Regions from separate parts of the Homo sapiens genome. Here region 1 is linked to region 2. A link is a loop called in an ENCODE intact Hi-C map of the cell type or tissue named here. Cell type or tissue: heart right ventricle. All regions are shown on one strand. Each heading gives the region's core, and the rest is flanking DNA. Links, peaks and the distances in the headings are about the cores only. Region 1 overlaps APOL3 (apolipoprotein L3). Region 2 has its middle 9.0 kb from the start of MIR6819.

Evidence for each region. A loop is a pair of places that touch in the nucleus more often than their neighbours do. Peaks named below come from ENCODE experiments on the same cell type or tissue, not always from the same donor. Only the 100,000 strongest peaks of a DNase experiment are listed, where the experiment ranks them.
Region 1: it touches region 2 in a loop (5-fold over the local background); 29 of 110 quality-filtered maps call a loop at or near these places.

The regions. Positions count from the first base shown.
Region 1 is chr22:36,142,992-36,147,381 of GRCh38, forward strand. It overlaps APOL3 (apolipoprotein L3), which reads right to left. Exons shown (of 4, transcript NM_145639.2): 3 at 2,482-2,608. Among named protein-coding and RNA genes, the nearest start is that of APOL3, 16 kb to the right of the region's middle. In heart right ventricle, for the core only: a CTCF peak has its summit at 2,251 (motif pointing right); a DNase peak (open chromatin) is centred at 2,340; H3K27ac peaks cover 1,801 bases.
Region 2 is chr22:36,275,695-36,280,084 of GRCh38, forward strand. No RefSeq gene overlaps it. Among named protein-coding and RNA genes, the nearest start is that of MIR6819, 9.0 kb to the right of the region's middle. In heart right ventricle, for the core only: CTCF peaks have their summits at 2,126 (motif pointing left) and 2,331; a DNase peak (open chromatin) is centred at 2,126; H3K27ac peaks cover 1,005 bases.

The sequences.
Region 1 (4,390 bases), core at 83-4,082, 130 kb before region 2:
GTTAGGCCAGTTTAGCAGAAACCCCCCATTCTGGTGTCTCCAGTCAGAACTGGTCCATCTCCCACTCCTCACCCTGGTGTTGGCTGTGACTCCCCCTCTGTCTTTACTATATTGGGAGCTGGGCTCAGTCTCCCTCCCCTGTAACACAATCCTGAATAAAGGCTTCCTGATCTAATGTGATTCACAGGAATTTTTCCTTAACTGGGTGAGCTTCTCTGGTTGGCAACACCCCATGTGTTTTGTCCCACATTCACACAGGAGAACACAGCGTCCTGAGGACAACGAAGCTTCACACCTGAAACCCTCCCAGACTCTGCCCTGTGTGTCTCTTCCTTAGGCTGATTTTAATCTGTGTTCTTTCCCTGTGATAAACCACAATCGTGCAATAACAGTTATCAGTGAGTTACGTAAGTCTTTGTAGTGAATTATCAAACCTGAGTGGGGGCTTAAGAAACACCTTCAAATCTGCAACTGGTGTCAGAAGGAAGGGTGCCTTCAGACATTGCATTTTGACTAACTCTGAGTCCTTAAGCTATCAAATAAAACCTCAGACTGGAAGAGATCACCTTGCCTGGCATGTTCTCTCTTCCAATGCCACATGCCCTTTGATCTTCTGACTGAAGGCCACTGGGTCCAGCCACTGCCCCCTTTGACTGAAAAGTGAAAGGCCTGGCTATTAGTCCTGGCTGCACATGAACTCTCAAGCCACTTGACGGCCTCCTGACCTGGCACCTCCAAGCTTCAGGGTCTCACTGTCACATGTCACCAGCCAAACTAATGCCTTAGCAGGTGACAGCTTCACCTGTGTGCATGCCAATGCCATGTGCAATTTCATGGAACCTCTTATGGACTCATGAGACTTTGAAAATCATCTCTATAAATCACTAATGCTGAAAAGACCTGCATTTGGACAAGATGATAGAGAAAGTGTTTTTCTCTTTGGTTGGGGACTTGTGAGTCTCCTGAGAACCCTTCAAATTACCCAGTTGGCAGACACTTGTTCCAACTCTCCAAGCTGGCCCGAAGAAACACTTCCTCTACTCTATGTAGAACAGAAGAGGGTCCCAAATGGCAGTTCAGAATGCCCCAGTTCCCAGGCATGCTGTCAGGGAAACAGTCACCCATGGCCCACTATGCCCATCAGTGATGGGATCAAATCAGGGAGGGAAGAAATATCCCTCTCCCACTCACTGGTCCTCTGCAAGTCCATGGCCACGTTACCTTTCATGCCCTCAGTGCCTCCCTCTTCTCACCCTACTCCCAGCCTTGGTGCCCGAGCCTTCCTGCTGCTCCTCCAACCCAGGCCCACCCCTGCCCCATCCTGACCCCTGGCTCTGCCCCTGAAACGTCTCTCTGGGTCTTTGGATGGCATCATGCTACTTGGTTCCCCACCTCTGACCTGCTGTTCATTCTCAGGCTTTAACCACACGCCCATCTGATTGAACTACTATTAGCATTGGAGAGATGGCAGGTCCCAGTCTCCAAGACATAAAACAACAGCCCCAGAGCTGTGCAGGGACAGAGCCAAGATCCACCCCCAGCTCTGTCCAACTCCATTCCAGCCTCTCTGTGTTCTGTGTCAGCAGGAGGATCCTGCTGTGTTTGTGCAGTTCCTCAGAGGTGGAAGAAAAGGGCCCCGGACAGCATCTCCAGGAACACACATTGATCAGGTCAAGATTTTTCTGGCTTTTTTCAAAGAAAGTCCTGCTGGGCATCCAACTCTAAGAAAAACACTTGGTCGGGCGCAGCGGCTCATGCCTGTAATCCCAGCACCTTGGGAGGCCGAGGCGGGAGGATCACGAGGTCAGGAGATCAAGACCATCCTGGCTAACACGATGAAACCCCGTCTGTACTAAAAATACAAAAAAAAATAGCCGGATGCGGTGGCCGGAGCCTGTAGTCCCAGCTACTTGGGAGGCTGGGGCAGGAGAATGGCGTGAAACCGGGAGGCGGAGGTTGCGGTGGGCCGAGATCATGCCACTGCACTCCAGCCTGGGGGACAAGCAAGACTCTGTCTCAAAAAAAAAAAAAAAAGAAAAAAAAAGAAAAAAAAAGAAAAACACTTTTGGTCCTGGTCTCTCCCCAGCAATCTTTTTAAAAGGTAACATTAACGGAGCACCTACCATGTGTCAGTCATTATGCTAAATACTTTACATGCATTAGCTTATTTTTCTCACAATAAAGCTCAATGGATGAAGAAAGGAAGGCAGAAAGTAGTCAAGTAGCTTGCAAAGCTCCCATCACCAGTAGATGGCAGAACTGACCCTGCCCTTGTGGGCTTCCTCTCCCCTCAGCCTGAGGTCACTCACTGCCAGCGAAGGACTTGGAGGAAATATTCCTCCTGGACTGCTGAGAGGGACATTCTCAAGTTCAGCAGAGGGGGCTGCCTGGAGGAGGTGTGCCTGCCAGAGAAAACTAGCCCAGGGGAGATCAGGATGGCATAGCCGGGGCGCCCCATGGAGGTAACCCCACGGAGGTTACCTGGGCAATTCAGCCGCAGTCACGAATCTCTTCCAGGCTTCATTGTTAGTCAGCAGGATTTGCAGATGCACTGGGCTGACTCTCTCCCGGAAGTATTTGGTGGCCTCTTCAGTAAAGCGTTTCTTTTCTACTTGGAAACAAAAAGCATAAGATTGGAAGAAAGTGTGCTACAGCCTAAATGGCATTGAGAATAAGGTGGTTCGAGGTTAATCCTCCTCAACCAGCTGTCACATGGGGTATTTTTGATGGAGGCATCAGTGCTATAGACTGAGTTGTGTGCCCTCCAAATTCATATACTGAGACCCTAAACCCCAGTAACTATATTTGGAGATTGAGCCTTTAAGGAAGTCATTAATTTAAAGAGAGTCGTAAGGGTAGGGCCCTAATCCTACAGGACTGGTGTCTAGTTAAAAGAAAAAAAAGAGGCAGAAGATCTCTCTCTCTCTCCTCACCCCACCCCGCCCTCGCTGTCTCTCTTGCCTTCCAGCCCTCTCTCCCTGTCTCTCTTTCTCTCTCTCTCTCTCTCTCTCACACACTCACACACACACACACACACACACATACACCCCCCACACTGGGAAGGCCATGTGAGGACACAGCCCTGAGGCAGCCTCTGTAAGCCAGGAGCAGAGCCCTCCCCAGACATCAACCCTGCTGGCACCTTCACCTTGGAATTTTTGCCTCCAGAACTGTGAGAAAATACATCAGTTGTTGGAGCCACCCAGCCTGTGGCGTTTTACTAAGGCATCCTGAGAAGAGTGATTCACCAGGGAAGTGCCATGGTGCTTTGTGGAGGAACCGATCTATTTCAGCTGAGAATCACCAGAAAGTGAGCTTTCCACCATGCTTTCTCCCCATGTACGGGAAATATTCCAGTGATCGCTTCCTTCTGCCATGTGCCTATTGTCAAACGCTTTACACCAGTGTCTTCAAAATCTGAGTTTCGACCCATCAGTGGGTTATGAAAATAGTTCATTTTGTCAAGAGCAGCATTTTAAAAAGAAAAGAGCATTGAAAATATCAGAGTGTATTGAACACAGCAAGAGTGAGTATTCTTTTGTAAGATATTTGAAATATATATAATATATATATACATAAGGGTGTATATATATATACCCTTATGTAAATTCCTGGGATATAGATGTGTTTAGGATGGCAGCATTTTCAATCTGTGTCAATATGACACAGGGTGCATATGCTGTATCACTGACCACTCCCACACTGGTCAACGCTACAAATGTTTCAACCTTGTAATCAAAGGTACAAATGTTTCAACAGAGAAACCAATGAATATTCACCTTAAATGGGATACATAATATTATCAGTACAAAGCATCTTAGTACACAGCAGGATTACTGCCCAGATGAGTTGCCCCAAAAATGTGTGGTTTGCAGGGATTTGGGAATTATGGAACTGCAGAGAAGGGACTGGGAAGCAGTATGGATTTATGTATGCACTGGGACATGAGGTAAAATCGTTTCCTGCCGTGGACACACTTGCGAGGCCTCATTCTCATTTCACAGAAGGAGAAATTGAGACCCAGACAGCGAAAGACACCACCCAACCCAGCAAGCAGGAAGCTCAGGATTTGACTCAAGGCCAGCGTTCCCTTGCCATTACTTTGAAGACTCCATATATTTTGAAAATGCCTGTGGTTCCTGCATTCTCCACTGTAGTATACCTGTGGGATTTTAAACATTTTATTGAAAAAGAATATTTCAACCCTACACCATTGAATAAACTACCATGCACAGAGGATTCCTCCTGCTGCTCATGGGCGCTCTCAGATGGGCAGTGGAGGGGGTTCTTTAGGCGGGCAGGGGAGCAAGACCCTCAGCACTGATCCCTGTGGCCCTTCTGTGTTACCTCTGTCCTCTGCAGGCTGGTCTCAGGGGACATGGCTCCCCAC
Region 2 (4,390 bases), core at 251-4,250:
GTGACACCCGGAATTCAAACTCAGGCTTCCTATCTCCAGAGCATGCACTCTCACTATTTCATGTCCCAGCATAAGAAAATTATTTAAATATATTTATTTACTCCCTAAAGAAAAAGCTAGGGCCGGGCGTGGTGGCTCACACCTGTAATCCCAGCACTTTGGGAGGCTGAGGTGGGTGGATCACCTGAGGTCAGGAGTTCAAGACCAGCCTGGGCAACATGGTGAAACCCCGTCTCTACTAAAAGTACAAAAATTAGCTGGGCACAGTGGCATGTGCCTGTAATCCCAGTTACTCGGGAGGCTGAGGCAGGAGAATCGCTTAAGCCAGGGAGGTGGAGGTTGCAGTGAGCCAAGATCGCGCCACTGCACTCCAGCCTGGGTGACAGAGGGAGACTCCGTCTCAAAAAAAAAAAAAAAAAGAAAAAAGAAAAAGCTAAAATTGGGACTAATTGCTCTTAATTTGGGTAAGTGGAGCCGTCTGTACTAATTGATTGATTGATTGGGAAGGGGTAAGTAGAGCCCTCTGTACTAATTGATTGGTCTTAACCATCTGCTGCACTCACTTATTACTTTATTTTTTTAATTTAAGAGGACAGAATTCAGTTTATAGTAGTTAGTAACTGCTAACCTCAATAGCAAGTTAGGTTCTGGTGTCACCTTCCTTGAAGGTTATGGAGCAATGTGAACATGTGCCAGTGAGAAATAAGCCTGCCTCTGATATGGAAGTGCTGGGAAGGGAAGCATGTAGTCCCTTTAAATGATATGGATCCCACCTCTGGGAGGCCTGTAATCCCAGCACCTGTAATCCCAGCACTTTGGGAGGCCAAGGCGGATAGAGCACAAGGTCAGGAGTTCGAGACCGGCCTGGCCAATATGGTGAAACCCCGTCTCTACTAAAAATACAAAAATTAGCTGGGCATCGTGGTGGGTGCCTGTAGTCCCAGCTACTCGGGAGGCTGAGGCAGGAGAATTGCTTGAACCCGGGAGGCAGAGGTTGCCGTGAGCCATGATTACACCACTGCACCCCAGCCTGGAGACAGAGTGAGACTTTGTCTCAAAGAAAAAAAAAGAAAAGAAGTGGGGGCCTCACACACAGTTTCCTGGATAACAGGAACTATTGTAAGAGATCCCACCAAACCACAACCATGCAGAATGAATCACAGCCCTGCACAAAGGCCACCTCTATGAGGACATCTGCCCAACAACTGTCTGTTTAACCTTGAGCTAAGGTGACCCTTGTTATTAATTCTTGTACCTAGGGATCATTATTTAAAATAACTTACATAATTCTCCCCATTTTGGCTTTAAAAACCTCTGCTTTCAGCCGGGCGTGGTGGCTCACGCCTGTAATCCCAGCACTTTGGGAGGCTAAGGCGGATGGATCACCTGAGGTCAGGAGTTCGAGACCAGCCTGCCCAACATGGAGAAACCCCATCTCTACTAAAAGTACAAAATTAGCCGGGCATGGTGGCACATGCCTGTATTTCCAGCTACTTGGGAGGCTGAGGCAGGAGAATTGCTGGAACCCGGGAGGCGGAAGTTGCAGTGAGCCGAGATCGCGCCACTGCACTCCAGCCTGGCTACAAAGCGAGACTCCGTCTTGGGGCAAAAAAAAAAAAAAAAAAAAAAAAAACACCACCTCTGCTTTCCTTTGTCTCCCTGAGTCGGCCTGTGGTCCCACCATGGGGTGTCCTGGCACATCATGTATTCCCAGATTTACAAATCCTTCTGCTCATTCCAGAATAAACTTGTTATCTTCAGAGACTCCCTTTCTGTTGTTATTTTAGGTTGACGACAGACTCCCTGAACGTAATCTCATAGTGGAGCAACCAGAATGGGGACTGCAGACTCAAATCCAGGTGAGAATCAGGTGTCTCTTAACTTCAGGGACGTGGGACGTGAGCAGAGACCATCCATTTGGAGATTCCGAGGATCTAGTGACTAAGAATAGGGCTCAGTTTCACCATCAACACCGCAGGAAAATTCACCCAGGATGTCTGCAGCTCCAGAGGAGGGGGCTTGGGCCAAAATCTTGGGTCCATATGCAATTTCGGCCACTGAGAAGGCAAACCCAACTCGAAGGGGGAAATGAACCCTGAAATTGCTTTGGAAGATGTGCGGTGACATCGCCAGCACCACCTAGTGGAAGCTGGAAGTGTGGACAGCCCTCCTCACAGCCACCACCCCCACCCCGCCCTGCCCCGCCAATGGAGAGGTGTGCTTGGCCAGGTCATGCCCGATGTCATTGTCTGTGTGCACCATGACAGGGACCCCAGCGCCCTGTTCTGCTCTTTTTCAAGGCACCCTGGAAGGAGGTGGCGAGCTTCAAGCTGGGCATTTGACAATGGGGGCTTCTGAAGGCATCAGTGGCTAGCGGAGACAAACAAGCCTAGGACTGCAAAGTGCAGGGGAAGGGAATTGTGTTTCATGCCCACAGCCCCTGGGGACCCCATAGGAGGCTGAGGGAGCAGCCACTGGTCCCGGCCACTCACAGCCCGGCCACTAGCAGTGTCTCATGGACAATCCTTTTTGTCTTTCCTCATATGGAAAAATTGGGCCCTGAGTAACAGGTGTCAGCTTCAGGAAGGTTCAGAAGTAGGTATAAAAATGACAAACACAATCAAGCTCATATTTTCCTGCTGAAGTCTAGACAAATGTGTGTTTCATTTTGATGCACATATAACATTTAAGAGAACTGGACTCATACACAGAGTTAACAGAGTAGTTTTTGGATTCAGATTTGAAATAGGTAATCGAGTAATTGATATAGATGCAGGATTTCAGCTTGAATGCCTCTCTGCTAGTAGGTACTGAGGGTGCTGCAAATAAGCTTTAGCCCAGGGAGAGGGAGAAGCATCTAGCTCAGTGGATCCCAAACAGGAGAAATGAGGAGTGGAGGGTAGGGAGGGTGCTGTGAGCACCCACAGCAACAGGATCTCTGGAACATGCACCAAGGGACATGCGCCAACCTCTATCCCCTTCCCTCCAGCAGCCAAGAGACAAAGGAGACTCTTGTCTGGAGTCATTGCGGTGCCAAAGCATGACCTTAAAAATGATAGCAACTTAGCTGGGCGTGGTGGCTCACGCCTGTAATCCCAGCTCTTTGGGAGGCCGAGGTGGGAGGATCACCTGAGGACCTGAGGTCAGGAGTTCGAGACCAGCCTGGCCAACATGGTGAAACCCTGTCTCTACTAAAAATACAGAAATTAGCCGGGTGTGGTGGCAGGCACCTGTAGTCCCAGCTACTTGGGAGGCTGAGGCAGGAGAATCATTTCAACCCGGGCGGCAGAGGTTGCAGTGAGCTGAGAGCGCACCACTGCACTCCAGCCTGGGTGACAGAGCGAGACTCTGTCTCTAAATAAATAAATAAATAAAATAATAGCACTTAGCTGCTGTGGAAAACTATATGACGGTTCTTTGAAAACTTAAACATAGAATTACCATAGGATCCCTCAATTCCACTTCTGGGAATATACCCAACAGCATGAAAACAGGGACCTGACCAGATATTTGTACAGTCATGCTCATAGCAGCATCGTTCACCATAGCCAAATGGTGGAGGCAACCCAGGTGTCCATTGACAGATGAACGGATAAGCAAAATGGTACGTGTACCCACAGGGAATATTATTCCGCCTTAAAAGAGGAAGGAAATTCTGACCCATGCTGTAACAAGGATGAACCTTAAGGACATTCTGCTAAGTGAAATAAGCCCGTCACAAAAGGACACATGCTGTATGATTCCGTTCATGTGAGGTTCTTACGGTGGTCAAATTTATAAAGATAAGGAGCAGAGTGTTGGTTGTCAAGGGCTGGGGGAGGGAGAATGAGCAGTTCATGTTTACTGGGTACAAAGTGTCAGTTTTGCAAGAGAAGAGTTCTGTGGATGATGGTGGTTGTGCAACAATGTGAATGTAATTCCACGAAACTGTTCACCTAAAAATGGTTAAAAAGGCAATTTTAGGTTATGAATATCTTACAGTTAAAATCTTTAATTAAAGTCCTTTCAAAGCCCAACCTTTGCAGAAAAAAAATTATAGCACCTGAGCCCTTTTTGGTTTGCAGAACATTTTCACACACATAGTCATACATGCTTCAACGACGGCCCTGTGATAAAAACATTTATTAATTTGGCTTCCCAGAGGAGAAAACTAAGGTTCAAATGGGGTGAAACGGCCAGGTGTGGTGGCTCATGCCTGTAATCCCAGCATTTTGGGAAGCCGAGGCAGGTGGATCTCCTGAGGTCAGGAGTTCGAGACCACCCTGGCCAACATGGCAAAACCCCATCTCAACTAAAAATACAAAAATTAGCCAGGTGTGGTAGTGCACGCCTGTAGTCTCAGCTACTCAGAAGGCTGAGGCACGAGAATCACTTGAACCTGGGAGGCACA